2 separate regions of the Homo sapiens genome follow, and region 1 is linked to region 2. Evidence: read pairs that join two places in POLR2A ChIA-PET (ENCODE). Cell type or tissue: PC-3. All regions are shown on one strand. Each heading gives the region's core, and the rest is flanking DNA. Links, peaks and the distances in the headings are about the cores only.

Region 1 (15,087 bases), core at 4,262-12,261, 65 kb after region 2:
CAGTGAGCCAAAATCGCGCCATTGCACTCCAGCCTGGGTGATAGGAGCAAAACTCCATCTCAAAAAAAAAAAAAAAAAAAAAAAGTATGAAGTATGAAGTATACATAGGAAAAAAAGCAGGTAATAGAAACCATCCCTAAGGAAGTCTAGCATGTAGGCTTATAAGACAAGGATGCTAATCAGCTATTATAAATATTTACAAGAGTTAAAAAAAGTCTGCCTAGAGAATTAAAAAGAAAGGTCGAAAATGATATCAATAGAAACAGAAATGCTGTTTAAAAACGGACATTTTTTAAAGAGTGAAATAGAAATTCTAGAGTTGAAAACTACAATAACGGAAATGAAAAAAAAAATCACTGGTGAGGCTCAGCAGCAGATATTAGCCTGAAGAAGAGAGAACTGCCAAATCTGAAGATAGGCCAATTGAGATTATCCCACGTGAGAAACAGAAAAAAAGAAATTAAGACTTTCCTTCAAAAATGAAGATGAAATTAACAGTGCGAGCTAAGCCAAAATAGAGAATCCATTGTTAGCAGACCTGCCTCAAAATAAAATGCTAAAAGAGAGTCCTTTGGGCAGACATGAAAGGACATAAAATAGTAACTCAAATCACATGAAGAAATAAGAGCACCCATGGAATAATAGAGTAAGTAAATATAAAAACAGTATACATGCATTTTTGTAACTCTTTTCCTTCTATCTGATTTTAAAAGACAACTAACTAGGCTGGGTGTGGGTGGCTCACGCTTCTAATCCCAGCCCTTTGGGAGGCCGAGGCACACCGATCACCTGAGGTCAGAAGTTCAAGACCAGCCTGGCCAACATGGTGAAATCCCATCTCTACTAAAAATACAAAAATAATTAGCCAGCGTGGTGGCAGGAGCCAGTAATCTCAGCTACTTGGGAGGCTAAGGCAGGACAGTCACTTGAACCTGGGAAGTGGAGGTTGCAGTGGGCCGAGATTGCACCACTGTACCCCAGCCTTGGTGAGAAGAGCAAAACTCCGTCTCAAAAGAAAAAAAAAAAAGAGACAACTAACTATATAAAGTATGAATTATAAAACTGCATTGATGGGTTTAAAATGTGTAAAGATGTAATGTGCGACAACAGCACAAATGGGGATGGTGAGCTATAACTGGGGCAAAGTTTTTATAATGCCATTGAAATTAAATTGATGTTAATTCAAAGTAAATTGTTCTAAGATGTTACTTGTAATTTCTAGGGCAACCACTAAGAAAATAAGTGAAAAAAAAAGTTTTTTTTTTAAGGTAATTAAAATGGTATATTATATATTTAACACAAAGGAAAGTAGTAATGGGGAAATAAACAAAAAAAACATGACATATAGAAGACAAATAGCAAAATGCAGACATAATTCCTACTTTATAATAACTGCATTAAATGTAAATAGATTAAATACTGCAATCAAAAAAAAGAGATTGGCAGAAAAAATATTTTTAAAAAATTTTAAGATACCATCTTTTTTTTTTTTTCCTTCTTCTTTTAGAGAGTTTTGCTCTGTCACCCAGGCTGGAGTTTAGTGGTGCCATCTCGGCTCACTGCAAACCTTGGCCTCCTGGGTTCAAGCAATTCTCGTGCCTCAGCCTCAGCCTCCCAAGTACCTGGGACTGCAGGTGTGTACCACCACACCTGGCTAATTTTTTGTATTTTTAGTAGAGAGAGGGTTTCGCCATGTTGAGACCATGCTGGTCTCAAACTCCTAGGCTCCAGCGATCTGCCTGCCTTGGCCTCCCAAAGTGCTGGGATTACAGGCGTGAACCACCATGCCTGGCCAAATACCATTTTTTAAAATTTCAAATACCCAAAAAGAAAGCTGGAGTGGCTATACTAATATCAAACTGAAAATAGGAATTAAAACAAAAATTGTTACTACAGACAGAAATACATGTTACAATAAAAAGGCCAATCAAGACCTATCGATTATAAAAAATATATACAATTAATAAGAGTCCAAAAACACATGAAGCAAAAACTAACAATTGAAGAACAAATGGATCATATAAGAGTAACAGAGATGTCAACATCCCATTTTCAATAATGGGTAGAACAACTAGGCTGCGCACGGTGGCTCAGGCCTATAATCCCAACACTTTGGGAGGCTGAAGCAGGAGGATACTTGAGGCCAGGAGTCTGAGACCAGCCTGGGCAACATAATGAAACCTTGTCTCTACCAAAAAAAAAAATTTTTAATTAGCCAGACATGGTGGCACATGCCTGTAGACCTGGCTACCTGGGAGGCTGAGTGAAAAAGGCACTCAGGCAGGAGGATCACTTGAGCCCAGGAGTGTGAGGTTACAGTGAGATAGGATCATACTCCAGCCTGTGCAAGAGAGCAAGATTCTGACTCTACCAAAATAACCACAACTATACAGAAAATCAATGAAGAAATTAAAGACCTGAAAAACACTAAGCCAAATACAGCTATAGAACATACTGCCCCATAGCAGAAAACACATTCTTCTCAAAATAATACTGGGAATAGGGAGCAAGAAGAGGTGGGGTGTGTATATATACATACAATTTTGGCTACAAATTCAAAATTGTTAAGATGATAAGCACAAGAGGGGATGTGTTACATGCTATTCTGTCAGTATTTTGAAATATTTCTATTTTTCCATAGTAAATTAAACAAAGAAAGAAGAATAGGTGTGACCTTTAAGTGAAAAGAAACACCTCACAGTTTCAAATACATGAAACTTAAAGGACTATTTAATATAATTATAATATGGATTAGGCCTTAAAACCATCTTTATACTTTCTATTTTCTTCAGGCTTAAAAAAAAAAGATGGAAACTGGAAAAAAAATAATTTGTAAGCAACAATTTTAGATTTTTTTATGGAGGATAGAGACATTTGAATCAGATACCAAGAAATGTATAGTAATCACTCACATAGAAAGATGTCTAAAATGGATTTTAAATGGGATCGGGGAAAGCAAGGTGCTGAACAACATGCTGTACATACTACTTATAAATCAAAGCAAACCACTAGCAAACTGATGTCAGTACTAACACAGGTGGAAGTGGGATTGTGGCGGAGGGGAGAGGTAGTGAGGGTAGACTTATTTGTACCATTTTTATTTTTGATATTTCTTTTATATACAGATACATAAGTCTGTATATACATGTATGTCAATTATCTCCTTCCCCGAGCTGAACTTTGTGAAAATGTTCTGAATAACCAGAGAATAAGAGAGAAATAGAGAGATGAACAACAAATAAAAGTGATCTCAACAGAAAGAAACCTTGGAGAAGGAAGGATCATCCTACAGATCTGGGACAGGACCCAGCTTCTCTTTCCTTTTTTGTAGGTATTAGCCTCTGCCTACCCTGTCACGATGTCCAGGATCCAGTCAACCCAAGACTTACAGTACGCACTTTCAAACAAGCTCAGTGAGAACAGAGCCTCCACCAACCTTCGGATCTCTGCATCAGTAAATCCCTCCACGAGGTCCTTCCGCACACTCCTCGGACGCCCTCTGCGCTTTGGCTTCTTGTCATCATCAGAGTCTTCCGTTTCACTCTCAGAAGCAGAGGATCTCTGGGCCTGCCTCTTAGACTCAGTGTCAGAGTCACTGTCATTTGTCTGAGCCTGAGAAAGATCGAGGCAAAGTCACACTGTAACAAGTGCGAAGTTCAAGTGGTGAAAGGACTAAGAGAAGGCCATCTTAATTCTTTAGTATTCAGAACTTCTCACCATATCAGACAAGTCAATTTTCCTTTGACAAATAAGGGGAGACAGGTCTTGGAGAAATACCCACTTAGGACAGTCATACTTTCAGAGACATTGTAATATAACGATAAGTGAACTGGATTAAAAATATATGAATATTTTTACAATATCCCATTATAAAACAGGTTCATGTTTACTCCTTTGGGCAAGTAATTTTACTCTTTGTGCCTTTATTTTCTCATTTGAAAAATGAAGACAATAGTACCTATAACAGATGGTTTTCAGTAAGTTAAAGCACTTAGAAGTATGCCTAGCACATTGTAAGGGCTCAATAAATGGTAGCTAGTGTTACCTCATACTGATTTACTGTGACCTTGAACAAATCTGTGTCTATTACCTCCAACAAAATGGGTAAAAAAACTTGTTCTACCTATTTCAATGTTGTTACAAAAATCAAATTAGATAGTGTCTGTGATGGAGCTTTGTGAACTGTCAAGTTGGTATATGTTTCTTATTTATAGTTATATAATCCTTTACTAAGTATTTATATCAAGTGCTGTGAACTGTTATGGACAAACAGAGGTGTGACTTTCTGAAAGTTGAAGGCAGTGGCAATTAACAGCCAAACTGTGAGGACTACTCAAAGGCAAAATGCAAACTTCTGGAAATTTCAGACCCTGTTTATCAGCTTCACAAAGAGCCAATTTGCAAAGACCAAATCCGATGTCTCACAGGTGTGCTCAGGAGCTCTGCAGATTTCTCCACTTTCCTTTGTTAAGTTTCCTACAGTATCAACTCTGCTCCTGAAGCCTCTGTGTCAGGGGAACAATGCAAGGCCTCTTCTTTGAATAATCAACACTTCTGTAGCATTCACAACATAAGAAATAATTTCATATCTTTCATCTCACTTGATCACCTTTTTAGTGGAACTCCGAATTCGAGGCAGCATATAAATTTCTTCTAGCTCCTTCTGCCGCTCTTCCTCCTCTACTTTTTTCCTTTGTTCCTCTGGAATGATCTCATCCCAGTCCTTGTGAGGACGCTCTTCTAGCTCTTCTTCATCTTCCATTGTTGCAAAGTTGGCAACCTTAAAACAGACAACCCATTGTCTGACATTTCCCTATTTCTAAACACCATCTACTAAAACAATTTATCCAGTGTTTTTATCTAAGTAGACACTGTGAATAATAGGACTTTTGTGATATTACATAATCAGATAATCAATTTTCTATTAATTTTTCCTTTATACCCCCAAAAATCAACTTGTCAAGTCCTCAAGTTCATCACATCATAAATTTTACTGAAAAGCAGAGAAACAGCTACAAAGATACAAATTGTTTTTATAAGTTTTATTGAATGAGCTGTTATAAATCATATACATGTTCTAATAAATATAATACTAATGATAAAATTTAGATTTATTTAGATTTTAAAATGCTTAATACCTAATACTCCATGATGAACTTACATTTCTATAAGTTGTATAGAGTTCATTTGAAACAATGCATAACTCAAAGCACTCATTATCATCTAGCCAACTGGTTGCTTTATTCATTTTTATCAAAAATATGAAAGTTAAAGATGTGTGGTGATTTCATATGCTCACAAGTGCACTTTAGTCTTAGGAAATAAAATGAAAACATAAAACAGAAAAAATTTAAATAAATCTAGAAGAATATTCTCTTCATTTCTTATCAAATATTATTTAATATCCGATATGTATTTGTACTAAAACAGTAGGTATCCCAGAAAGAAAGCCATCTAAGTGTATCCATTTCAAAGAACCAGAGGAGGAGTACACAGAAACATCTACCACCTCTGGACAGCATCTGAGCAGTGGCAGGCAGCCCCCAGCCTGGCTCCGCATTCTTCTTATTCCCTCCCTCCTAGCCTTTGAGACAGTCATAAGGTATAAATGAGCTTCTGGAGGCTCCATTCCTTGGAGCCAACAGTGAAGTCAAGTTAAGACTCTTACTTTATGACTTTTGGCTAAAATTAACTAAAATTAAGATTGATGTAAATATGCACATACGTTAGTGGTTCATGCAGTAAGGAATTTAACTTTTCCAAAAGGGACATCGTGGTTAAAGGCCAGACTCTGGCCCTTAACTTAAGATAGTGCTTGAAACACAGTAAGAGTTACACAAGTGCAGGTTTTTATTGCTGAAGAAAGGAGCAGCAGTCACAGAGGTGGAACTGAGCTGAAACAGTGCAATGGACTGAATGTTTATGTTCTTCCCAAAAGTCATAGGATGAAATCCTAACTCCCAATGTAAGGTGTTAGGAGGTCATGAGGGTAGAGCCCTCATAATAGGATTACTGCCCTTATAAAAGGGACCCCCAGAGAGCTCTCTAGCTTCTCTCTCTCTACCATGGGAAGATAAGAAAAGTCAGCAGTCTGCAACCTGAGAGCCTCCACCAGAACCTGACCATGTTGGCACCCTGATCTCAAACTTCAAATCTTCAGAACTGTGAGAAATACATTTCTATTGTTTATAAACCACCCAGTCTACGGTATTTTACTGCAGGAGCCCAAACCGACTATGACGAACACTAATAAATCACCTTCCCCCTTCTCTACCCCATCCTCTGCATCCTAACCCATTAATCTAGGGCTCTCTGGCCCACTCAATTCCATCCTTGTTCTTCCATTGAAACAACTTCTACCAGTGGCCAGCTTTGGAGCTAATCACACAATATTGCTTCCTTCCAAACACTTCACACAATTTCCCCTAATTCAATTCAATCCTAATGGGCATACTACACTTAGCCATCATTGTAATCATCAGGTCTCTCTTGCTTCTCTACCTCCATGGAATCAACCCATGGTCAATCCTTCCTTCCAAGCTGTCACATGAATCTTGAAAACCTTTGCTATTTTGACTTTCCTGTGCCTCCCAAGCCAATCTCCCACCTTGGGATAGCCAACTGATCCAATTTCTCTGACCTCAAAAGTATTGCTGGAGAAAGTCATATGACCCTGCTGACTGGCTCCACGGCAAAGCTGTATCATCTCAATTCAGCTGACTCCCTATCAGGTTCCTCCCAACAACTTTCTGCCTCATCCATGGCTGTCCCAAATCTTTTCCACTTCTCAAGCAAACACCTCACTTACTTTACTAGTCATTAAGAGCATAAATTAAACTCCCACAGCATCTCTTTCCTCCTCTTCCCTAAAGTGTACTTGTCCTTTTTCTTTCCAAGGCCAAGTCTTCCATCTGTGCTTTTGACTGTATCCCTTCCAGTCTCCTCTGGGGCAATGTGCCATCAAATCATTTCCTTCCTGAGAACCTTCAATATCTCCCTATACTCAAGTTCTTTCCTCAAACTAGAAACATGGTAACATCTTTCAAAAACCTTGTCTTGCTTCAACCTTCTAGCCATATAATTTAGCATCCCTGTACTCTTTCACTAAGCTTTTTAATAACATTGATACTCTGTGCTGCCACCTCCTATTCGTCTGGTGCCCAACTTTTGTGTTTAGTCCTCATTTCATGTAATTTTCTGTTATATGAGACACCACTGACACCTCTTTCTCTCACTTACCAAACAAAAAACAAACTAAAATCTCACCAAGTCATCAGAACCTTCTAATTGTCATCTACTCTTTTCCTATCTTTGACCTCTCTTTGGCATCTGATCTATTGACGTGTCCCACAGTGCTCCACACGTCCTGGTTCTACACTCTGTCCTGGCTCTCTACCTAGCCCTCTCTTCAGTGATTTCTTTTCCGCCACACACTGACTCTACATAGGATAGCCCACTTCAGTGATTACCTTCGTGCGGACTGTAGAACCTACATTCACAACATACTCACAATTCAGAGAACAATATTGAGGATATGACTCAATTCAGGTAAAGAGAAAAGCAGAGCGCCTAGCACAAAGAAAGCGTTCATAAACATTAGTCATCATTAATGAATCAATGCTGAGAACTCTCTCCCACAAAGATCTTCATACCTTAAACTGTGATAGAAGTTCATCTGTTGCACTTGTTGACACTTCATTCTCTCTCGTTTCAGCCAACCGCAAAATTTCATCTATATCCATTTCCTAAAAGAACAAAAGCCAACACGAATAGAATAAAATGGCAACAGATGAGTTGCCTAGTTGCCCAGAAATTATTCGTATTTACTAAAAATGTTTGGTGCAAATAAACCAATTCTCCTTTCTGATATTTCATTTACTTTCAGTTTCAACTCTACATCTTTTACATCTAATGTCTCAAACTATAATTTATACAAATGACAAGGTGAAACTTCAAAAATTAAAACGAACAGAAATGGGAGAAAAAAACAACCCAAAAAAGTATACTCGAATGCTTTATTAATTCCTTCCTACTCAATTTGGTAAGAGCTATGAGATTCCTACGAAAGAAAAACACACTGTCCTTCAAGTAATTACTTTTTCTTTACAAAAGCCTCTAACAGAATCTTCTTACAGAAAAGTTAGACTCTCACAGATCATACTTCTCAAAAAAATTTCCCTCTCCTCATTGTTAATTACCTGAGGTTCTGATTCCTCCCCTTCCAGTTCTTTGAAGAGATCCTCTGCTCCAAATTTCAAAATAGCTGTCAGCTCTTCTTTATTAAAAGGATTTGAGCTGTGGAAGTAAAATGTAGTTGTTAGAAACATCAAATAACCTCTAAAGTGTTCTACTTCAGAATAACTATCCTTCAGAAAGAGGTCAAGTTAACTGCTGAAAATATAAACTCTGCCTCAAGAAAAATGATTTCTCAAACATCGCATTTTCTATCTACAGGATGAGTCTGTGATGGTAACCCTAAACCAGCAGAATAGAAAATTAGTTACAGTCCTACTGGTTCACCTATTGCATGGGTAAGCCAGAAAGGTGACTAGCAATGTTATAGAATGGAGCTCTTTCCTTTGGCCTTTTACTCAGAAAGTTATAATTCACCAAGAATTTTCAACCTTCTCAACCCCGGTCCAAAATAAAAGAGCTAGGCTTTTCTCATCTAGCTTCCTCTTAAACAGAAAACTATCTGAAAACATTTTATTTAGGAAGGGCTAATTTGAATACACCTTTAACATAGCTGCAGCGGGCACAATGGCTCACACCTATAATCCCAGCACTTTGAGGGGCTGAGGTGGGCCTATCACTTGAGGTCAGGAGTTTGAGACCAGTCTGGCCAACATGGAAAAACCCTGTCTCTACTAAAAAAAAAAAAAAAAAAGAAAAAAAAAATTAGCTAGGTGTGGTGGTGCACACCTGTAGTCCCAGCTACTCGGGAGGCTGAGGCACAAGAATCACTTCAACCTAGGAGACAGAGGTTGCAATGAGCCAAGATCGTGCCAGCGCACTCCAACCTGGGCGACCGAGCGAGACTCCATCTCAAAAACAAACAAACAAACAAACAAAAAACATAGCTGAAACACCACCACAGAAGACACTCAACAATCTGCTCAAAATGTAAACTTATTTTTATTATTATTTTGATATCATTATTATCTTGATAATATTGATATTATTATTTTGATATTATTATTATTATTATCGGTCGCCCAGGCTGGACTGCAGTGGCACAATCTCGGCTCACTGTAAGCTCCACTTCCCGGGTTCACGCCATTCTCCTGCCTCAGCCTCCCAAGTAGCTGAGACTACAGGCGCCTGCCACCATGCCTGGCTAATTAAACTTTATAGGAGATGTAGCTGTGCCTCTTCCCAAAGCCAATTAAAACTTCATTACTTTCTTTTTACACCCTTCTGGAAGCACAACAATCTCCACACAAACATTTTTGCCAATAGTAAAAAAAAAAAACAGCTGCCAATCCAATCTGGATTCTCACTGCAGAAAAGTCAAAGGTGACATTATGCTAGGCTGACACCCAACACACAACTCCACTGCTGTTGCTGTGTCATATGTCACATGAGCAGCCAAAAGCAAAGGTAAGGGAGAGGGCAAGAAAGAGAGGAAAACACATAAGAAGGGGGGTGATGGGCAAAAAAAGGAACCAAGAAACTCAAAGTGAAAATGCTATCCTATTTGTGGTTCTGGCCTGGCATCTTCCAGGTAATGAACAGACTAATGTCTGTGGTAGAAAATCCTATTATATCCAACAGTGATGTAGAATCAATTTGATTCTGCCTACCTCCCAATCTTCCTGGCACTTACTTGGACCTTCCTGAGTTGTTTTCCAGGATCGTCCGGCCAGTGGTGTCCATGCGCTGAATCACCAGATGATCTAATACCATCTTCTTTTTGGCCCGTTCTATGATCTCCTCCTCCACAGTCCCCTTTGTAACTAAGCGGTAAATATTTACCTGTAGGAAAAGGAACTGTTATGCTTATGCCTGAACCACCCCCCAACCCCCCCAAAAAAAGAGAGAAGGATTAGCTCTGTCAAAACCCAAGAGGGGAAAATTTTAACAGAATTTATTCTCTAACCATAGAAGACTGTAAGCCATCCAAGCAGGCAGCTTAAGTAGATGCAATACTTTTACTATGTGCAGCAGGTTACAGTCTTAAATAAAATTGCCTCTAAAGATCTGTCGTTATGGCCTGTTCCATCAATAAAAATCGTGCTTCAGTGATGGAAAGTTCCACAAAAACAGAATCTTTGGCCAAGAATGAAACTTACGGGTTATCCAATATAGAACAGACTTTAAGATTCATAAACAAAAAAGTGTGTGGTTTTCCAAAGTACCTTTAAAGCTAACACTGTCATGTATAATAAAAACAAACCATCTTGAACAATAGGATATTTAACTTTTCCATACTAAAATAGAGAAAATGTTCAGTTCTAAGTCTATTCATCATATATCTCTCTCAAGATAAACACATAGAAGGTCGCTGATGTTGTACTTTTCAAACAGAGAAAAAGAAAAGTTCCTTAATAGGTTCATCTTGGGCCCAAAGACAACATCTCTGTGCTAGTTAACAAACAGAAATCAATGCTTCAGGGGAAATAAAAGCAAAACAGGGAAAAAGCATTTTATTAACATCCTGAAAGGGCTGAACAAGCCCCCTGGCCCCCAACCCTAAAGCAATTTCCAGAAGCCTCTCCATACTGACCTGCTTCTTTTGACCAATTCTATGCGCTCGGGCTTGTGCCTGCAAGTCATTCTGGGGGTTCCAGTCAGAGTCAAAGATGACGACTGTGTCCGCTGAAGCCAAATTGATTCCCAGGCCACCAGCCCTTGTCGAGAGCAGGAAACAGAAGTCCTGTACACAATGCAATATACTACTTTATGCAGTGGCCTTCTCAGAAACAGTTTCACAGTCCAATAAGCCCTTACACCTGGAAACCCCTGCAGGTGTGAAGAAAAGTGAGATATGATGGACAAACTTTATGGAGGCTAAAAGAATGTCAGGGACTTGATGGTAGAATGAATTTTCATTTGATTAAGAGGCAAAGTCAGTGCCATGAACAGGAGTAGAGTAGACTCTAATAAGGCAATGGGAGTGAGAGAATTAGTGCTACCTCCCGGCTACAACTAATATACAAGAAGTTAACAGCAACAATAATAAAAACAGACAAACAATTATCATGGAGATCATTAACTCCAGGAAGTCACCTGTATAATTATTTTTAGGGAAAAGGTAGATTATGCCATGTAAGTCAGTTAGTATAAACAGAGATACTTTATTATATAAATATTTATGTTTGTTAGGCTGGCGAGAAATATAGAAACACTGCACTAAAGAGATCATATATGGTAAGTGTTGAGAACCACAGGATCCTCAATTACCACAAAACATGCCAAAATTATAAAAAAATCAAAACAGGTTTGGCTGGAGAGCGATGTGTGGAACCACCCAGGCACTGACACTGCAGTATCCACAGCAATGACAGTAGACACTGGGCAAGCACAGCACACCTGCCTGCGTCTGAGTGCTCAGAAAAATATGGGGGCAGGAGAAAAAGAATAAAATATATAAGCCGGGGGGAAAAGGTGAAATATTTCTATTTTCAGGGAATTTAATCATATATGTCAAAAGCTGATGCCTTTGTAGCAGAGAGAAGCAGCATTGAAAAACTGGTAGTCCTGAGTTCCATCTTGATAAATGGGTATATTTAGCATACACATAGAGATGCAATGAAAAGGTCTCCATGTTCTAATAGTCACATTCAACAACATTATGCCATAGAAATAAAAATGGAGACAGCTGCTTCACAAGAATTTTAATTAAACAATTCCAATAAAGAAGTGATCAACAGGAGTGTCCAGGCACATAATCTGTGATTCTTAAGAGAAATATTAAGCACCACCACACTCCAAAGAGAAGTCTAAAGATAAACAGTGGACAATTTAAGATGAGATATCTAAAACAAATGAAATCTGGAGTCAAAAAGATCCTATCAACCAACAATCTGCTATATCACTCTTTAGCAAGGATAACGTGGATTATAATATGTCGTCTGCATCTATGATCAAGTTGAAAAAGGTTAAAAAATTATAAAACTCAATGCCACTAACGGTAAGGTAGTTAAATAAATAAATGGTACAAGCATAAGAAAAATTTAGAAATTTAAAAAAAAAATTTTTTTTTTTTTTTGAGACAGGGTCTCATTCTGTCACCCAGGCTGGAGTGCAGTGGGGCAATCCTGGCTCACTGCAGCCTCAAACTCCTGGTCTCAAGGGATCCTCCTGCCTGTCTCCTGAACAGCTGGAACTACAAGCACACAATACTATGCACGGCTCATTTTTTAATTTTTTGTAGAGATAGGGTCTTGCTATGGGCCTAGAAATTAAATTTTGTAAAATCTTTAATAACATGGGGAAACTTTTTTTTTTTTTTTTGGTAGAGACAGGTCTCACTATGTTGACCAGGCTGGTCTCAAACTCCTGGTCTCAAGTGATCCTCCCCCATCTTGGCCTCCCAAAGTGCTAAGATTACAGGTGTGAGCCACTATGCGCGCCTAGCCTCAAAGTATAATTTTGAAGGGAACAAAACTGTATGCAACATGATCCGAATTAGGTAAACATATAAATGGTTCCATCTAGTAGGAATGGAAATACACCCCAAAGACGTGAACAGCAAGTTGTGTCTAGAATGAGGGGTACAATTGTTTTTTTCTTTGTATTCTTTACCATCTTCCCAATATTCTAAGTAAGCATATAATATTTTGTCCCACAATAAATATTTAGTTTTTTAAAGGAATTTTTAAAATACTGCAGAAATGGTAGAGAACTTGTGTTCTATATAGCCATCATAGTGAGTGGGAATCAACTGAGAGCTATGCAAAAAGCAATTTTTTTTTTCCCCTGAGACAGGGCAATATGAAACATTCGACTCATACTATTTTTTAAACTAAGAGTGGAGAACACAAAACCAATTTCAACCAACACTACATGATAAAAATAGCAGATATTTAGAGCGCTTACTATGCACTGGGCAATGTGATCAGTGCTTTATGTTGATTACCAAATTTAATCCTCAGAGCAATATTATGAAGTGGGGTATCAGAATCATTGTGATTTTACAGCTGAGGAAACAAGGAGCAAGGAAAGGAGGAATGGGAATTAGTTGATGACCGATGTCTTTAATTATTCCATTCCTCTTATCCTTAATGAACGAGAGCCTTGGCTCTGAATAGATTAATGCCCCAAGCCCCTCAAGAAGTAAATGTTTAGACTACAGAAGTAGCCAGAATACTAGTCTAACTAGGATTTCTACACTCTAAAGGCAGACAGCAGAGCATTCTGTAGTAACAGGCACAGGCATCAAGAGTTTTTAAAGCTCTTCAGAAAGCTAAGTCTGTTCTATCTGTTTAAAAAAAAAAAAAAGTAGTGGCTCAGGCTCCAGAAATTAGCATTCTCTGTGAAACACTTCTACTTCAGGTTGTCTCCACTGCTTCCTTTAGCTCTACACATTATTACAGTTTTATTCACACCAAAACTTTTCTCTCCCACTTCTCTCAAATCCCATGGCATCTGATGATTTGATATGCACAAACTACAATGTTGTCATACCTTCTATTTCATCCTAAGTAGCTCTTCTATATGTGCCCCCCAAACAAAATACTTCATAATGCCAAATCCAAGCTCGACACTGATTGTAAAATGTTGCTGTTAGCGAGAGCAAGAACATTAAGCCACACTGTATCAGAAGTCCAACAAATTTGAGACATGGCAAATATATTTTTCAGGACTTAGTCACCAAAAGAGTACAGAGATCAGAACCTTCTTATATTAATTCTATTGCCCAACTCTCCCCTACTCCTGCCTTACTGCTCTTCCACGCCCAAGGATTTGGTATCTGGAAGCTACCAGGAGAACCACTCTGTTGTCAACCCAGAACAGGGGAGATAAATAAGCACATATTTATTTTTCTGGAGTGACAACAAAACACCATCTTTTATATGAGAGATTTCTCATTTTCTTCTCAAGGCAAAAGAATTGCACTATAAATTGTTTCTGAAACAGAATACATTAAGCGAGAGAGACTTTCCCCTTGATGCAGAGCCCAAGTTGCTCAAATAACAAAGCCATGCATAGTATACCTCAGACCCATCTGCATTGAAGTGGTCCAGTGCCTGTTTTCGGATTTCTCCCTTGATGGAACCATCCAGACGCTGTAAAAATAAACCACAAGAAAACTGTAAGATAGGAAGATCAGCTACACTCAGAATAGAACAGCAGACTTGGAACCTTTATCACCTGAACACCCACTGAGTAAAAATAACTGCAAAGCACTGGCAAAGCGCTATGAAGAAGCTGTGCTTAAGAAGCACACCCTACCCTACTCGACCTGAGCTCTCCAGTTACAGACTCAAGGTTACAAGCTTCTGATTCAAAGGGCTGTCCAGGTTTAGCCAAGGATCAGAATGGCTGCCAGGACCTAAAAGGAGAAAGACGAAAACCCAACCTGTGCTTGGAGGCTGGGTTTACTTCTGTTTCTGTAGGTACTGCAGAGATTAGGAAATAGGACCACGGGTCACCCAATAATAAGCTCCTGCAGAAAAATGATGCTTCTTAGCTAATGTGGCTAAAACTATCACTTAAAGTGTCACACAAACCAAAAATTTATTTATATAATAATTTTGTTTGAAAAACATTTTGCTGAATCATTGAAAATGTTAAAATTGATCATATATCCCAGCTTTGCCAAAAATTACACTCTGAAATCATAGTAAAGTGTTCAAGCAGCTAAACTACATGAGAATTCAAGAAAGCCCCTGGCATTTATTAGCATACACAATTCCTTTATTAGAACATATGTCAGTTCTACATGCAATACAATGTCACCATAGAGAAACCATTGACACATAAAATACTAAAGAATTATCACCTGCATGCTGTACATTTTATAAAGCATTTCTTACTCTTTAAAATCATTTTTGCATTTCATCCCCTCACAATCACCACTTGAGATGAACAAAATACTTCATTTTACAGAAGGCAAAACTAACCTGAAAGGTGACTTGGCTG
Region 2 (15,087 bases), core at 2,188-10,187:
ACCAACACGCCTGTGCTGCCCGGCTCAGCGGCCACTGCCACCAGCAAGGTAAGGGGGAGGGGGCGGCTGTAGGGCACAGCCCTGCCCTTTGTCTCTGCCCTGCGTGGACACTGAGAGGCTGAGAGGGCCTCGGGTGCCTGGGAATGGGGGAAGACGGAGCGGAGCGGGGACACAGGAGCACCCTCCCTGAGCATCCCAAGGGGGTGGGTCTCAGCTTCCTCCCTCCTTCCTCGAGCCAGCCCGGCCTGGCAGGCATAGCTCCACTTCACAAATGGGGAGCCTGATGCTCTAAGAGGCCAAGTGACCTTCCCACCCCAAGTGCGTAGTCAGCTGGAATGCTGAGCTAGAATTTGCCCCAGGCCCGGGTGACTCCAGAACCTGGCATATTCTGAGCGGCCCCACGAGGCCACTGCGGGCTGCTGGTTTTCAAACCCAAGGAGGCCTCAGCAAGTGGGCAGCAGGACTCAGGTCCTGCTCATGGGGCCGCAGCCACACACACAGCCATGGACCCACGCAAGTGGACACTCCTGTCTACCCCAGGCCTCCCTCCCCTACCTGCTTTTGGGGAGGATGTCCTGAATCGGACTTAGCCAGAGGGCAAGGCCTCGAGGCCAGGAAGGAAGCTGGTGGCTCCCAGTTCAGGCGATGGGGACACGTCCACCCTCCCCAGTGCCCGGCCCACCGGTGCCCCCTGGGGTTTCCAGCTTGGCGAAATGGCAGTGGGTCTGTTTTCCTAGGAAGAGCCAGTTGGAAGGCCGTGTGTCGGGCAGTGCCAGATTTACCACAAGGGCGTTTCTGTTCCTTCCCACCCCTCCACACCCAGAGGAGGACAGCGAGGTGACCTGGCAGCCAAGGAAATGCTCCATCCCTGCCACTTCCCTCTGCTCCGGTGGCCCTTGCCTGCCTGCAGGGGGTCACTTTCTGGTCCCTGGCTGGGCGGGAAATAAGCAGGTCTTCGCCCTGTGGATTCCCAAGCGGGCCCTTGGCACCACAACATGACACCTAATGGAGAAGACTTGCAGCCGGTACACTCCACCCTGTGCCCCCGCAGCCCTCCGCATACTCAGGGCCTGCCTGCATCAAGGACCCAGCCACCTCCCCCACGGCCCCTGCACCTCCCCACCACCCGCCCTCCTGAGAGCCAAGACAGACGGACGCCAGGAGCCTGAGGCTGCAGCTTCTAAATCCAGGCACCAGCACGCTTCAGAGGGGACCTGGCCTCCCTGTCCCATCCTGCAGGTTCCCAAGGGCTGGCAGGGCGCACAGGGAGGTCTGAGGATGTGAGAGGGATGTGGACCCCAGGTGGCTCGCTCCTCCAGACCCCAGGGGGTGGAAGCACCAAATGCGACAACAGAGCCAAGCCACGCACCGGGGAGGATTTGTGATTTGTGTGCAGGGAGGCTGGGCTGCTGCCCCCATTATGGATGGGGGTGATGTGACGGGGTGGAGCAGTGGAGGGAGAACTTCCCTTCCTATCCCAGCATGGAGGCTTCCAGAAGAGTATGAAGCAGAGCTTCACCAACCCAGCCCATTTCTGCTGCAACCGAAGGCCACCTTTGATCTCAGCAGGCTGAGAGCTCAGCCCTGTCAACCAGGCTCTGCTGGAGGCCAGACAGTGACAGCGTCAGTGTCTGTGGCCAAGTCAGTCTCAGAACTCGGGCCAGACTGGGGTATTGTGGTCCCCCGGTGAGAACGTCGGTGGCTGGCTTCAGGCACCTTTGGCCTGCCCCCGCCTGTCTGTCAGGCCTCCGTTACTCAGGTGTGTTTGTTCACTCATTGATGGAGCAAACACTTAACAGACGTTGCATCTGTGCCAGCCTCTGAGCTAGTTGTTGCCCTCCCTCCCAGAAGCTCCCAGGCTAGTGAAGAGCAAAGACCAGCAAAGGGGAGCTGGCGATGGAGGCTGGGGCAGCAGGATGTTGAAGGCCATTGGGAGCCTTGGCTCTGTCCAGAGAACTGGGGAGCCCATCCACCAAGCTCGCCCCTGAAGCACAGCGCAAGTTTCCGGATGGAGGAACAGAGGAGTCGACATCCAAAGCAGGCGGAGTGGGAGAGCAGCCTGGTGTCTGCAGGGAGCAGGGAAAGGCAAGGGACTTTCATCTCCAAGATGATGAGGCCTCTGGGTTTCTGTGACCACCTCGACTACCACCAACAGAGCCCTCTGGGCCTGCCAGACTCTACCACCCACTGGAACCCACTCCCCTTTCCCCTCTCAGGCAGCCAGAGACTCCATCTGTCCCTGCACACCTGCCCTTGAGGGCCTCTCCTCAGGCTTCCCAGAGTGTGTCCAGCCCCTGCCTGGCCTGACCCTGACCTTGCAGCTATGAGATTTGCCTTCCTGTGCAGAAGCTCCGTGTGCAAGCTGTGTGTGCATGAAGCTGCCCCCAAACACCCGGGCATCACTAGGGGCCTTTATTTGTTTCTCATGATACTGGCAGTATCAGCCAATCAGCCAATCCCTCTGTTCTTGTGGACGATCAAGATCTAGTGTTTTCTACGTGGACATTTTAGCCAGTGTCTTACCCCCGTGGGACAGCCTTCTGTGCCCAGCCTCCTGCTCCATCACCCTCTTCCCATCTGTGCTGCTGATACCCATTTTACAGACAAAGAAACTGAGACTCAGGAGAGGACAGGAACTCAAGTCCTGCGCCTTCCCCTTCCTTTCCCCGCTGGTTAGTTTTCCCCATAGCACTTGCCAGCCTGTCCCTCTGCATGATTCATTTGCTTAGTCTGCGACCCCCTGAAGCATAGGGATCTTCTCCCTCGTGTACCCCGAGCCCCCAGCACCAGGCCTGGCATGGAGGTGGTGCTCCGTAGATAGTAGCTGATGCAGCCTGGGCTCTGCCTCGTGCCCGGTGCAGTGGAAAGGGCCAGGACCCCTTCAGAAGGGGGAGCAGCAGAGACAGGAGCGGCAGCCCGCCCGTGGCTGTGTTGGCAGCGAGCCGCCAGCTTTCGACAGGCCCCCTTCATGCTGTTACTTGCGGTTGAGTCCCTGGCACCGGTGCCAAGAAGAGTCAAGCAGCCTGTCAGCCTTCCAGGAGGCTGTCTCTGCGAGAGATGGTGGTTAGAGCGAAACCAGCCTTTCCTGTTCCAGGGAGACTGATGGCACTTGGAAAGCAGGACGCCGCCCCCCCCCACCCCCAGTGTCTGTGTGGCCCTGCACACCAGGCAGGGACACCAGAGTCCCCCATCCTCCCCCCATGGCAGGACCACCCACGGCCCAGACCACCCTGGCTGGCCCACCTCCGGCACCCCCAGGCGGCCTCCCCACCGAGGTGGGCTGGCCAGTGGGTGGAAAGAAGGAAGAAGTAGGAGGCTGAACCGTATGAAGTTGCCGTTTCCATAGGTCAGGAATGGTAGAGTAGCAGCAATCTCATCAGGTTCGAGGCTTAGGGCTCCATGCTGGATGGAGAGGCTGCAGCCGCAGCCACCTTTGACATCCCACGGCAAATGGGAAGTGTGCCGTGTCCTGCGGCCAGGCTGGGACCCCTGTAGGAAGGGATGCGAGGAAATCGAGTCCGGTCCTCAAGGAACTGTGCGCTTGGGGTCCTCCTGGTGCTGCTGCATGGACTCCCGCAGAGCCCCGACCCTCCGCAGCCTCCATCAGGCACAGAAAGCACAGCGCCGGGTGCCCAAGATGAACGGGCTCATGAGAAGACCGCCATTTCTTGTAAAGTCCTCCAGCAGCCTGCCCCTCGTTCAGCTCCTCCCAGCCTTGCCTGACTAACACATTTTCCTTCTTCAGAAGCCTTGGCCTAGGGTCTCCCTCTGTTCTTCCGGGGGTTCCACACCCCTCAGGCTACCAGTTCTCCCCACCTCATCATCCCGAAATCTTATGCCAATATGGGGAACCCACAAAGCCACAGCAACACGGCCAGGGGCACCTCTAGTGGCTCTGAATACCCCACTGGCTTGTATTACCTAGAAGGTTCTGGAACCCCTTTCCAGGCCTCAGGCCTCTTAGCACCTGGTCCTGAGGCCATGACCCTGGGCCAGCCCGCCCCAAACAGGCCACTCTGCTGCACCCCTGGCCTCCGGGCCCCAGAGAACAGGATGGCCTCATGCTGCATTCCTGGCCAGACCCCACCTTCCACCTTCCTGCGACTCTCCTGCCTGAGCTGAGGTCCTTCTGTGGTTTCCCTGCCTGCCCTTCCCCATCAGAGCAGCTTGTTATTTCCTGTTGCTTTCTAGCACCTCGCACTGTGCCCTCGCCACACATCTGCTGTTAGGCCAGAAACTCCCTTGGCACGCGGCGGCATTGCCCTCTACCCAGAGAGCCGGCAGGCAGTCCTCATGCCTCCCCCAAGTGCCCAGGCAGAGAACGGCTGTGCATGTCATCAGCAGCTCCCCCTTGCTCAGACCCCTTCAGCCTGCAGACCCTCTGAGGCCAGGTTGGGGTGGGATCCCCTGGGAGCTCTGTCAGCCAGCCAGCTAGCTGGCCACACCCTCTCCTGGGTGGGGAGGGATGAGCCCTGACCTACAGAGGGGTGAGGGGTTGGGGCTTAGTGGTGGGGGTAGTTGCCGGGCCTGGGAGAGGGTAGTGCAGCAGATAAAGGTGGGATTTTAGCAGGAGGTCCCAAAAGGCCTGGGTGCCACCTTGTCCCCTTTGCCCCACCTCCCTTCGTGGCTTCAGGCTGGGAGTCCAGGTTCCAGCTGCCCTTGGTCCAGGGGGACCAAGGCACCCAGAGCTCCCATGGCAAAACAGCTGACACCTGGGAAAGGAGTGGAAGAAGGGGTGGTTTTTTCTCTCCCAGTTTCTCTGTTTCCAACCCAGAAACCTGCTTAGGGTTAGGGAGGAAAGAACAGCCAGACGCCACCCAGGACGCGGACGGCAGAGGAAACTCACCTGCTCCCCTGGCCACCGGCCCTCCTCCTCTCAGGCCTCCCACCCTATGGGCTTGTGGCCAAGAGAGCCCAGAGTCTGGAAACGCAGAGTCTAATCCCAGCTCTGCCTCTTGCTGGCTGTGTGACCTTAGGCAAGTTACTGCCTCTCTCTGAGCCTACATTTTCTCATCCGGAAAATTGAGAGTAATGTCACCGACCCTTGCAGTGTCACACGAGACTGGAAGTAATACATGCAGTGCTTAGCATGCTGTATGCAGCCAATGCCTCTGTGTCTGGCTCTCAGGAGAACAGTGCCACCCAGCCAGCTGCTGCTCCAGCAGCTCAGTCCAGCCCCTCACCCCTGGCCACAGGCTCCAGCAGAAAGGAGCCTCCCTGCTCCAGCCCCGGCCAAGGCTGCCCGTTCAGCCTGGAACCTCCATCTCCCTTTTACCGACCAGCACCTTGCTCCTTTCCTGTTCCCCTCCTCCATGACCCAGCTTGGGGACCCCTTTCAGCAGCCTTGGGACAGTGGCTTCTGCTTGCCTCTGCCTGCTTGCATGGATTTTGCCCTATTCATTCTTTCTTTGAGCATCATTTCCCTCCATTCCACCTGCTGTAATGTTCAGACATTTGCTTGGGTCCTTTGTCAGGAATTGTGCTCCAGTACCACTGTCATTATGCAAGATGATGTTTGCAAACCATATTCATTTCCTATCGCCACTGTAGCAAATTAGCATAAACTGAGTGGTTCAAACCAACAGAAATGTTTTATAATTGTGGAGGCCGGAAGTTGGGAATATGTCTCGTGGGGATAAAATCAAGGTATCAGCAGGGCTGGTCCTGGAGACTCCAGGGGAGAATCCATTCATTGCCATTTCCAGCTTTTGGTGGTTGCCAGCATCCCTTGGTTTGTGGCCACATCATTCGAATCTCTGCCTTGTTGAGCACATCACCTTCTCCTCTGTCCTAGTTAGTCAAATCTCCCTCTGCCTCCTTCTTATAAAGATACTTGTGATTCCATCTAGGGCCCACCCAGGTAATCCAGAATAATCTCTTCATCTCAGTGTTCTTAACCTAATCATATCTGCAGGGTCCCTTTTGCCATCTAAGGGAACATTCCCAAGTTACAGGGATTAGGGCATGTTCTTCTTGGGAGCCATTATTCAGCCTACCACACTGGGCTTTTGACCTTTTATTTTTAATTATCTATGCTTTTATTTTTCTGGTTCACTTCCCTATATAGTAAAAGAGCTAGTTTTCTACTTAGGGTAGTGGTCTAACATTTTTCTAAGTCACTTTTTAAAGTAAAAAGGGCAAGTTGTTTTCATTGAAAGAATGTGAAGTGCACAGCTGCGCAGGTGGAACTGATCTGTCCAACCTGGAGAAGGGAGTGTCTGGGGCATCCCTGGGGATCCTTCCTGCCCTCCTCTCAGTCTAGAGCATCTTAAGTGTGGGGCTGTGCCTCCTCCCACTGTGCCTCACCCACTCTCCTCTGCCCCTTTCCCCGGCAGCTCACCATCATCTTCAAGAACTTCCAGGAGTGTGTGGACCAGAAGGTGTACCAGGCTGAGATGGACGAGCTCCCGGCCGCCTTCGTGGATGGCTCTAAGAACGGTGGGGACAAGCACGGGGCCAACAGCCTGAAGATCACTGAGAAGGTGTCAGGCCAGCACGTGGAGATCCAGGCCAAGTACATCGGCACCACCATCGTGGTGCGCCAGGTGGGCCGCTACCTGACCTTTGCCGTCCGCATGCCAGAGGAAGTGGTCAATGCTGTGGAGGACTGGGACAGCCAGGGTCTCTACCTCTGCCTGCGGGGCTGCCCCCTCAACCAGCAGATCGACTTCCAGGCCTTCCACACCAATGCTGAGGGCACCGGTGCCCGCAGGCTGGCAGCCGCCAGCCCTGCACCCACAGCCCCCGAGACCTTCCCATACGAGACAGCCGTGGCCAAGTGCAAGGAGAAGCTGCCGGTGGAGGACCTGTACTACCAGGCCTGCGTCTTCGACCTCCTCACCACGGGCGACGTGAACTTCACACTGGCCGCCTACTACGCGTTGGAGGATGTCAAGATGCTCCACTCCAACAAAGACAAACTGCACCTGTATGAGAGGACTCGGGACCTGCCAGGCAGGGCGGCTGCGGGGCTGCCCCTGGCCCCCCGGCCCCTCCTGGGCGCCCTCGTCCCGCTCCTGGCCCTGCTCCCTGTGTTCTGCTAGACGCGTAGATGTGGAGGGAGGCGCGGGCTCCGTCCTCTCGGCTTCCCCATGTGTGGGCTGGGACCGCCCACGGGGTGCAGATCTCCTGGCGTGTCCACCATGGCCCCGCAGAACGCCAGGGACCGCCTGCTGCCAAGGGCTCAGGCACGGACCCCTCCCCTTCTAGTGCACGTGACAAGGTTGTGGTGACTGGTGCCATGATGTTTGACAGTAGAGCTGTGTGAGAGGGAGAGCAGCTCCCCTCGCCCCGCCCCTGCAGTGTGAATGTGTGAAACATCCCCTCAGGCTGAAGCCCCCCACCCCCACCAGAGACACACTGGGAACCGTCAGAGTCAGCTCCTTCCCCCTCGCAATGCACTGAAAGGCCCGGCCGACTGCTGCTCGCCGATCCGTGGGGCCCCCTGTGCCCGCCACACGCACGCACACACTCTTACACGAGAGCACACTCGATCCCCCTAGGCCAGCGGGGACACCCCAGCCACACAGGGAGGCATCCTTGGGGCTTGGCCCCAGGCAGGGCAACCCCGGGGCGCTGCTTGGCACCTTAGCAGACTGCTGGAACCTTTTGGCCAGTAGGTCGTGCCCGCCTGGTGCCTTCTGGCCTGTGGCCTCCCTGCCCATGTTCACCTGGCTGCTGTGGGTACCAGTGCAGGTCCCGGTTTTCAGGCACCTGCTCAGCTGCCCGTCTCTGGCCTGGGCCCCTGCCCCTTCCACCCTGTGCTTAGAAAGTCGAAGTGCTTGGTTCTAAATGTCTAAACAGAGAAGAGATCCTTGACTTCTGTTCCTCTCTCTCCTGCAGATGCAAGAGCTCCTGGGCAGGGGTGCCTGGGCCCCAGGGTGTGGCAGGAGACCCAGTGGATGGGGCCAGCTGGCCTGCCCTGATCCTCTGCTTCCTCCTCACAACCCCAAGAGCCCCCAGCCCGGTCCATCCACGTCTGGAGTCTGGGGAGAGGAGCAGGGTCTTAGGACTCTCAGCTCTGAGCATCCCTGGCAGGGTCTTCAACCTCTAATCTCTTCCCTTAAGCCCTGTGGCCACACAGCCAGGAGAGACTTGCCGCTGGCTCCCGCCTCATTTCAGCCCAGGGTGCTCATCCAGGGGCCCAGAACAGTCCCACCTGTGCTGCTGTGCCCACAGCACAAAGCCAGGCTTCACTCCCAAAAGTGCAGCCAGGCCCTGGAGGGTGATCCTGCCAGCAGCCCTACAGCTCCACACCCTACCCACCCATCGGCAGCCCCTCTGCTGTTCCCCAGGGACCTCTCATACACTGGCCAGGAGGCTGCAGAACGTGTGTCTCCCCCTCCCTCCAAGAGGTCCTGCTCCCTCTGCCAGAACCGTGTGTGGGCGGGTGGGAGGGCGCTCGGGGCCCGGCCCCTCCCTCTCCCTGCTGGTTTTAGTTGGTCCCTATGTTGGAAGTAAAAAGTGAAGCACTTTATTTTGGTTGTGTTTGCTCACGTTCTGCTTGGAAGTGGGGACCCCTCACTGCGTCCACGTGTCTGCGACCTGTGTGGAGTGTCACCGCGTGTACATACTGTAAATTATTTATTAATGGCTAAATGCAAGTAAAGTTTGGTTTTTTTGTTATTTTCTTTTAGACGTGTTGGAGTTTGTTTTCTGAACAGACTTTGGCTCCCTTGAGGCGGGTGGAGGATGGACTTTGGTGGTGGGATCCCCTGCAGCAAGTGTGTGTGTGTGCGCGCATGTGTGTGTGCGCGCATGTGTGTATGCATGCCTGTGTGTGTGCGTGCCTGTGTGCGTGCATGTACGCATGTGTGCGCATGCCTGTGTGTGCGCCCATGCCTATGTGTGTGCATGTAGGCATGTGTGTGCGCATGTGTATGTGCGTGAGAATGGTGTGAAGGCGGATAGAAGATGCAGCAGTTTAACAGCCACCACACATTGCTTTTGTAAAGTCACTTTTCCTCCTCACGATGAGCTGTCTTTGGAGCTTGGCAGGCCCAGATCCTCTTGTTCTAGTGACAGTGGAACACAGTCAGGGAGACAGGTGACTATGTGGTGGAGAGACATATGGTGCCCTCTGGGATGAGATGGGTGGGATAGCCTGAGATCTGGGATGACTCCCTCTCAGCCACTGCTATCAGCCTGGAGCCCCAGCTGTTGGGACTGCCTGCCACCCTCCCTGCCAGTGCCCATCTTCTCATAGCCCGGGCGGAGCAGTGGTGCTGCAGGAGGCTGCTGTCCACGTCACTGTGGGACCAGGTTTATTGGCAGCTGTGATCACATTTCATCTGTACAAACTACCCAGTGAATCAGGAAGAAATTCAGGCCCATTTTGCCGATGAAACAGACTCTGAGATTAACTGACTTGCCTAGGGCTCCTTAGCAACGGGAAGGACAACCTGTGCACCTAGGTTAGTATTGTCCTGAAGCCCCTTCTCTTCAAACTAAATGCCATGAGGCAGAATAGCAGCACAGTTAAGCCAGCCTACATCCTGGCTTCTCCACCTCCCCAGCAGTGTGACCATGGGCAAGTCACTTCACCTCTCTGAGCCTGCATGCTGTTCTCTGGAAGATGGGGGGGTGCCTGTCCCATACAGTTGTTTGGAGAGTCAGGAGTTCATTCCTGTAAATTGCTTAGGAGAGGGCGGGGCACACATGGCTTGTCTGGTCGTGGGGAGGGAGGGGGTGGTATTATCCCAAAGCAAGATAAATCAGTTAAGGGGAGAAGGAAAGGGGCGATACAGACCCTGGACTCTTGGGAGAGGTGAACCTGCAGGCTAGCAAGGGGAGGAGTCCCAAGAGTGGCCAAGTTCATTAATCCCAGGCAGACCAGGAAGGCTGAAGAAAAAGGAGAACTTTATTTTATTTTTGAAATGGAGTCTGGCGTCTTGCTCTGTCGCCAGGCTGGAGTGCAGTGGCACCATCCCAGCTCACTGCAGCCCCTGCCTCCCAGGTTCAAGCAATTCTCCTGCCTCAGCCTCCCAAGTAGCTGGGACTACAGGCACACACCACCACGCCTGGCTAATTTTTTGTATTTTAGTAGAGATGGTGTTTCACCATGTTGACCAGTATGGTCTTGATCTCCTGACCTCGTGATCCGCCTGCCTTGGCCTCCCAAAGTGTTGGGATTACAGGCGTGAGCCACCACCGTGCCCGGCCAAAAAAGGAGAACGTTCTAAAGCCCTGTTCTTGCAGGGCTCCCAGAGAGAACACGGGAGTTGGGTTTGGGAGGCAGGAACCAGACTGGAAAGGACAAAACGTACCCAGCATCTTCCCTGGCGGCCGGAACCGTCACTACAGGCCCCGTGCCCTTAGCAGTCCCAGGGACAGAGCGACTCAGGGAGGCAGCAAGGAGGAGCGGAGCCATTGGTGCTCGTCCGGCACAGAGAACAGTTCCTGAGAAGCCAGGGCACACAGAAGAAAAAGAAAAAAGAAATCTCTACTAGACGAAAATGCTAAATGGCACTAGCCACAAAGTATTCTTGGTTTGGAATTTTTTTTCCAGGACCCTAAATGTAACCGGCTGGAATTCTTTCCCAAGTGCCATGCTACTTACTACTGGTTGCCCTCACGAGCATGGAAATGCCGTCGTGAATATGGAACACAGCATCCTGAGCTAAAAGATTCCCAAGAAGCAGCTTCATCTTGCAGGACGGGCTAGGTTGGGAGCCTCTGGAGGTTCCTGGCTGCCAGCTCCGCGGAGGCCTGCGGCCTGGAGGTAAATGCATTAGCACACGGAGGTGGGCGCCTCTCCCCGCCCCATCCTGTCTCACTGATGTGTTGCCGAGAACTGGAGTTCTTGTTTAGCTAACCAGAATGTGCAAGGCTATAGGACAGGAGAGAAATGGCCTTTAAAACAAATGAATGAGAGTCACGATGAAGGGGGCAGACGGGGGGGTGAAAATCATTACCAGAACACTTGGGCAGAGACCCGTCAGAGCCAGGCAGGAGACAGTCATCAGAGCTGTGCCAGCAAGTGGCATGGAGCAGGGGTGGCACTTGGGCTCGGGCTGCAGGCAAACTTGGCGTCAAAACTGGCTCAACCCGTCGCGAGCTGTGTGGTCTCCTTGGGATTTTTTGAGCCTTAGATTCCTTATTTGTAAAATGGATTTGTGAGTCTCCACCTCCCGAGGTCAGTATGGAAATCCAGTGAGCTAACACTCGTCAATGGCCTCGCACATGGCCCTGGCACCACGCATGGAGGCCGCCAAAAGTGGCCGCCTCCTCTCTGCAATTGCATTTATTTATCCATTTGATAACTCTATTGGGTGTCTACCCAGCATTGTTCAGGGGGGTGTGAGGGGCTACCGCAATGACCCAGACAGACTGCTGTGCATTCTTATTGGAAAGACAAGGCAATAAACCACAGTTACAAAACCCAGGGTCCCATGGTAACGAGCTCCACAGAGAAAAGGGAAGTGGGCCAGAGGTTCCGAGAGACACACATTTTGGATTGCAGGAGGGTGAGAAGGGGCATTCATCTGTGGTGGGGTTAAGGGGAGGCCTCCGACTAGCTCACCTGCATGAATTTCAGGAACAAGCCATGCAGAGCCGGACAGAGCATTCTGTGCAGAGAAAACAGTGTAACAGCCCTAGAGCAGCAGCAGCAAAGGGGGAGTTTAAGGGATGGTGGGAAGCCACTGTCACTGGACAGTAGCAAGTGGACAGACCAGGGGTCCCAGGTGAGGCCACAGAGCAGCCAAAGTACTGCAGGGCTCTCCGGCTCCGGGAGGACTTGATGTTTGACTCCAGTTGCCAGAGGAAGCCGTTCACGGGCTTTGAGTGTAGGAATGATGTGTCCGACTTGGGTCTTTTTATTGTTCTTTTTTAGAGACAGGGTCTCACTCTGTCACCCAGGCTGGAGTGCAGCGGCACAATCACAGCTCACTGCAGCCTCCACTTCCTGGGCTCAAGCAATCCTCCCACTTCAGCCACTCAAGTAGCTGGGATTACAGGTGCCTGCCGTCACACCCGGCTAATTGTTAAATTTTTTTGGAGAGACAGGATCTTGCTGTTTTCCCAGGCTGATCTTGAACTCCTGGGCTCAAGCGAGACGTCTGTTTCAGCCTCCCAAAGTGCTGGGATAACAGGTGTGAGCCACTGGGCCTGCCTTGGCTTGGGTATTAAAGGAATTGTTCTAGTTACTATATGGAGGTGACTTGGGGCCGCTGGGGAAGAAAGAGGAAGTCAGGAGCCAGTCTGAGGCAGTGGCAATGCAGCGATTATCAGAAATAATGGGCTCAATGATAGACTGGATAAAGAAAATGTGGCACATATACGCCATGGAGTACTATGCAGCCATAAAAAGGGATGAGTTCATGTCCTTTGCAGGGACATGGATGAAGCTGGAAACCATCATTCTCAGCAAACTAACACAAGAACAGAAAACCAAACACCGCATGTTCTCACTCGTAAGTGGGAGTTGAACAATGAGAACACATGGACACAGGGAAGGGAACATCACACACTGGGGCCTGTCAGTGGGTGGGGGGCTGGGGGAGGGAGAGCATCAGGAGAAATACCCAATGTAGATGATGACGGGTTCATAGGTGCAGCAAACCACCATGGCACGTGTATACCTATGTAACAAACTTGTGCGTTCTGCACGTGTACCCCATAACTGAAAGTATAATCATAATTTTAAGAAAAGAAATGATGGCCTTTGGGGTCTAATAAGAAGGTGGGGCTGACAGGGCTTGGGGAGAGAGCGAGCTTGACAGGAGACCACGATGTCTTCCCCAGGGGTCTGAGCACCTGGGGAAATGGTGGTGCCATTTACCATGACTGGAAAGATCATGGGAGGAGCAGGTTTGGGACACTGAAGGCCCGAGAGCCCCTGGCAAACCACCAGTGTAAGTCCAAGAGTCCAAAAGCTGAAGAACTTGGAGTCCAATGTTTGAGGGTAAAAAACAGCCAGCATGAGAAAAAGATGAAGGCCAGAAGACTCGTCCAGTCTAGCCCTTCCACATTCCTCTGCCCGCTTTTATCCTAGCCTCGCTGGCAGGTGATTAGATGGTGCCCACCCAGGTTAAGCGTGGGTCTCTGTCTCCCAGTTCACTGACTCAAATGTTAATTTCCTTTGGCGACAGCCTCACAGACACACCCAGGAACGATACTTTGCATCCTCCAATCCAATCAAGTTGGCACTCAATATTAAACAGTTTCGGCCGGGAGCGGTGGCTCACGCCTGTAATCCCAGCACTTTGGGAGGCCAAAGCGGGCAGATCACTAAGTCAGGAGATCGAGACCATCCTGGCTAACACGGTGAAACCCCATCTCTACTAAAAATACAAAAAATTAGCCAGGCGTGGTGGTGGGCGCCTGTAGTCCCAGCTACTCGGGAGGCTGAGGCAAGAGAGTGGCGTGAACCCGGGAGGCAGAACTTGCAGCAAGCAGAGATCGCACCACTGCACTCCAGCCTCCAGCCTGGGCGACAGAGCAAGACACCGTCTCAAAAAAAAAAAAAAAACAACTAACAGTTTCGTTCATTAAGGCAATGTCCATGGGGCAGCTCCTGCATGCCACGCCACCCCTGCCCTGACATACTCCCAGGCTGACCAGCCAGAACTGGGGAGAGGGCATCTTGAAGAAACAGTCCACCCTCCGCCCTCGCATACCTGTGTCTCCCAGCAGACAAGACACACAAGGGCAGGGACTGCACTTTCCTGTGTGCAAATCTCAGGTATGGTCCAGAAATCACATCTCTTTGGTCTGATTGGCCTTACTTACCAAACCCTTGAAACAATGGAAAGAAGCTTGCTGCAATGGGAAGACCCCTGCCCCCCAAACCCTCTAACCAGGAGTCTACAGACCTCATTCCGTGGAAGTTCCCATTGTCCCCTGGGAAACCACCACCTTCTGAATCGGCACAGCCAAGGCCCCCAACCCTGCTATCAACAGCTTTCCTTAGCCACCTTCCCCATCCTGCAGGGCTTTTCAACATTTCGACTTTTTAATCCTTCCCTCCCTAAGATATAGACATGGTGTTAGTAGCAGAACCCTGAAGGCAAAGGAACAGAAACTAACACTCTCAGAAAGTCCTAGCAGGATGGTCTGAATTAATAGACAGCTGCAGGCAGCCAGTGTGCAAGGCACGCTCGTAATGTCAGTGGCGTTCCGGAATGAGGGCTGTGATCCCAGGCAGCCCAGATCCCAAGGCGAAAACATTCATGTCGCCCAGCATCACCCTGTCCTTGCCCAGGGTGACCCTGAGACGGCACTTGGATTCTTCCACATCTGAACTCAAACCTGCTCCCTCAGCTCTCCCCAGCAGGAATTGGAGCCCTCTCCAGGCCGTTCAGCCAAAGCAGAATGTGTCTGGCCAAGCAGATCTGCCCAGAGAAGAACAAAGACGTGTTCAGACACTGTCTGGGGAATTGGTTTTGAGCTCACTCTGAGCTCCATCTGTGCAACAAGGCCAGCGTCAGCTGTTACAGAGAAGGGGCTTGTGGCAGTTTATTACCCTGGTGAGCTGGCTCGGGGCCATGCTGACCGCAGGACTGTAAAGGACATAAGGCAGTTGGCAATATGGGAAGCAGCAGTCCCCAAAGCACCCCGTCAAGGAAACGATGCAAGAGCTCTGTCCACTGGACCAGCCCCACCCTACCCCGCCACGCCCTGGCCTAGGGGGAGGGACCTTGTGTTTCACGGGCCTGGATGGCCAGGGATGGACAGTGGCATGGGCACAGACACACCCAGACCGAAGGAAGGGCCCGGGCTCCAGAACCAGACCCGATCCAGGCTCCCAGCTCTGTCACCTACTGGCTGCATGAAAAGGGTGGGTTTTCCTTGTTTTGCAGCCTCAGCTATCTCAGCTGTGAGGGAACAATGACGCCACCTCCCTCACGTGGCGGTCCTGAAGATGAAATGTAATGCATGCAGCGCGGCGGCCGGCCCACCGTGTGCTCTTAGTAACTGGCCGCTGTTCTCTTCAGCCCTCCCGTTACTGACCACCTCGAGGGCACCGTTCCTCCAAGCTGACCATTTCCTGCCAGTCACCCACTGCCCAGCTCGCCCAGCCATGGAGTGGGCTCTGGTCCACGTGCATGGTGAGCTGCCATCTTTGTCGTCCTCTGGACACCACGT

The links. ChIA-PET counts read pairs that join two places held together with the same protein. Peaks named below come from ENCODE experiments on the same cell type or tissue, not always from the same donor. Only the 100,000 strongest peaks of a DNase experiment are listed, where the experiment ranks them.
Region 1: POLR2A ChIA-PET joins it to region 2 with 10 read pairs; 3 of 35 experiments call an interaction of 5 or more read pairs at or near these places.

The regions. Positions count from the first base shown.
Region 1 is chr15:92,974,023-92,989,109 of GRCh38, reverse strand. CHD2 (chromodomain helicase DNA binding protein 2) reads right to left here. Exons shown (of 39, transcript NM_001271.4): 20 at 14,160-14,231; 21 at 10,727-10,876; 22 at 9,827-9,975; 23 at 8,199-8,295; 24 at 7,653-7,745; 25 at 4,610-4,780; 26 at 3,437-3,612. Among named protein-coding and RNA genes, the nearest start is that of MIR3175, 77 kb to the right of the region's middle. RefSeq lists an enhancer at 7,164-8,363. In PC-3, for the core only: no CTCF peak of the experiment used is centred there; DNase peaks (open chromatin) are centred at 7,579 and 9,869; H3K4me3 peaks cover 1,775 bases; H3K27ac peaks cover 6,035 bases.
Region 2 is chr15:93,036,954-93,052,040 of GRCh38, reverse strand. It overlaps RGMA (repulsive guidance molecule BMP co-receptor a), which reads left to right. Exons shown (of 4, transcript NM_020211.3): 3 at 1-48; 4 at 6,336-15,087. The coding sequence ends at 7,043. Among named protein-coding and RNA genes, the nearest start is that of RGMA, 45 kb to the left of the region's middle. RefSeq lists enhancers at 1-270, 11,365-11,534. In PC-3, for the core only: no CTCF peak of the experiment used is centred there; no DNase peak of the experiment used is centred there.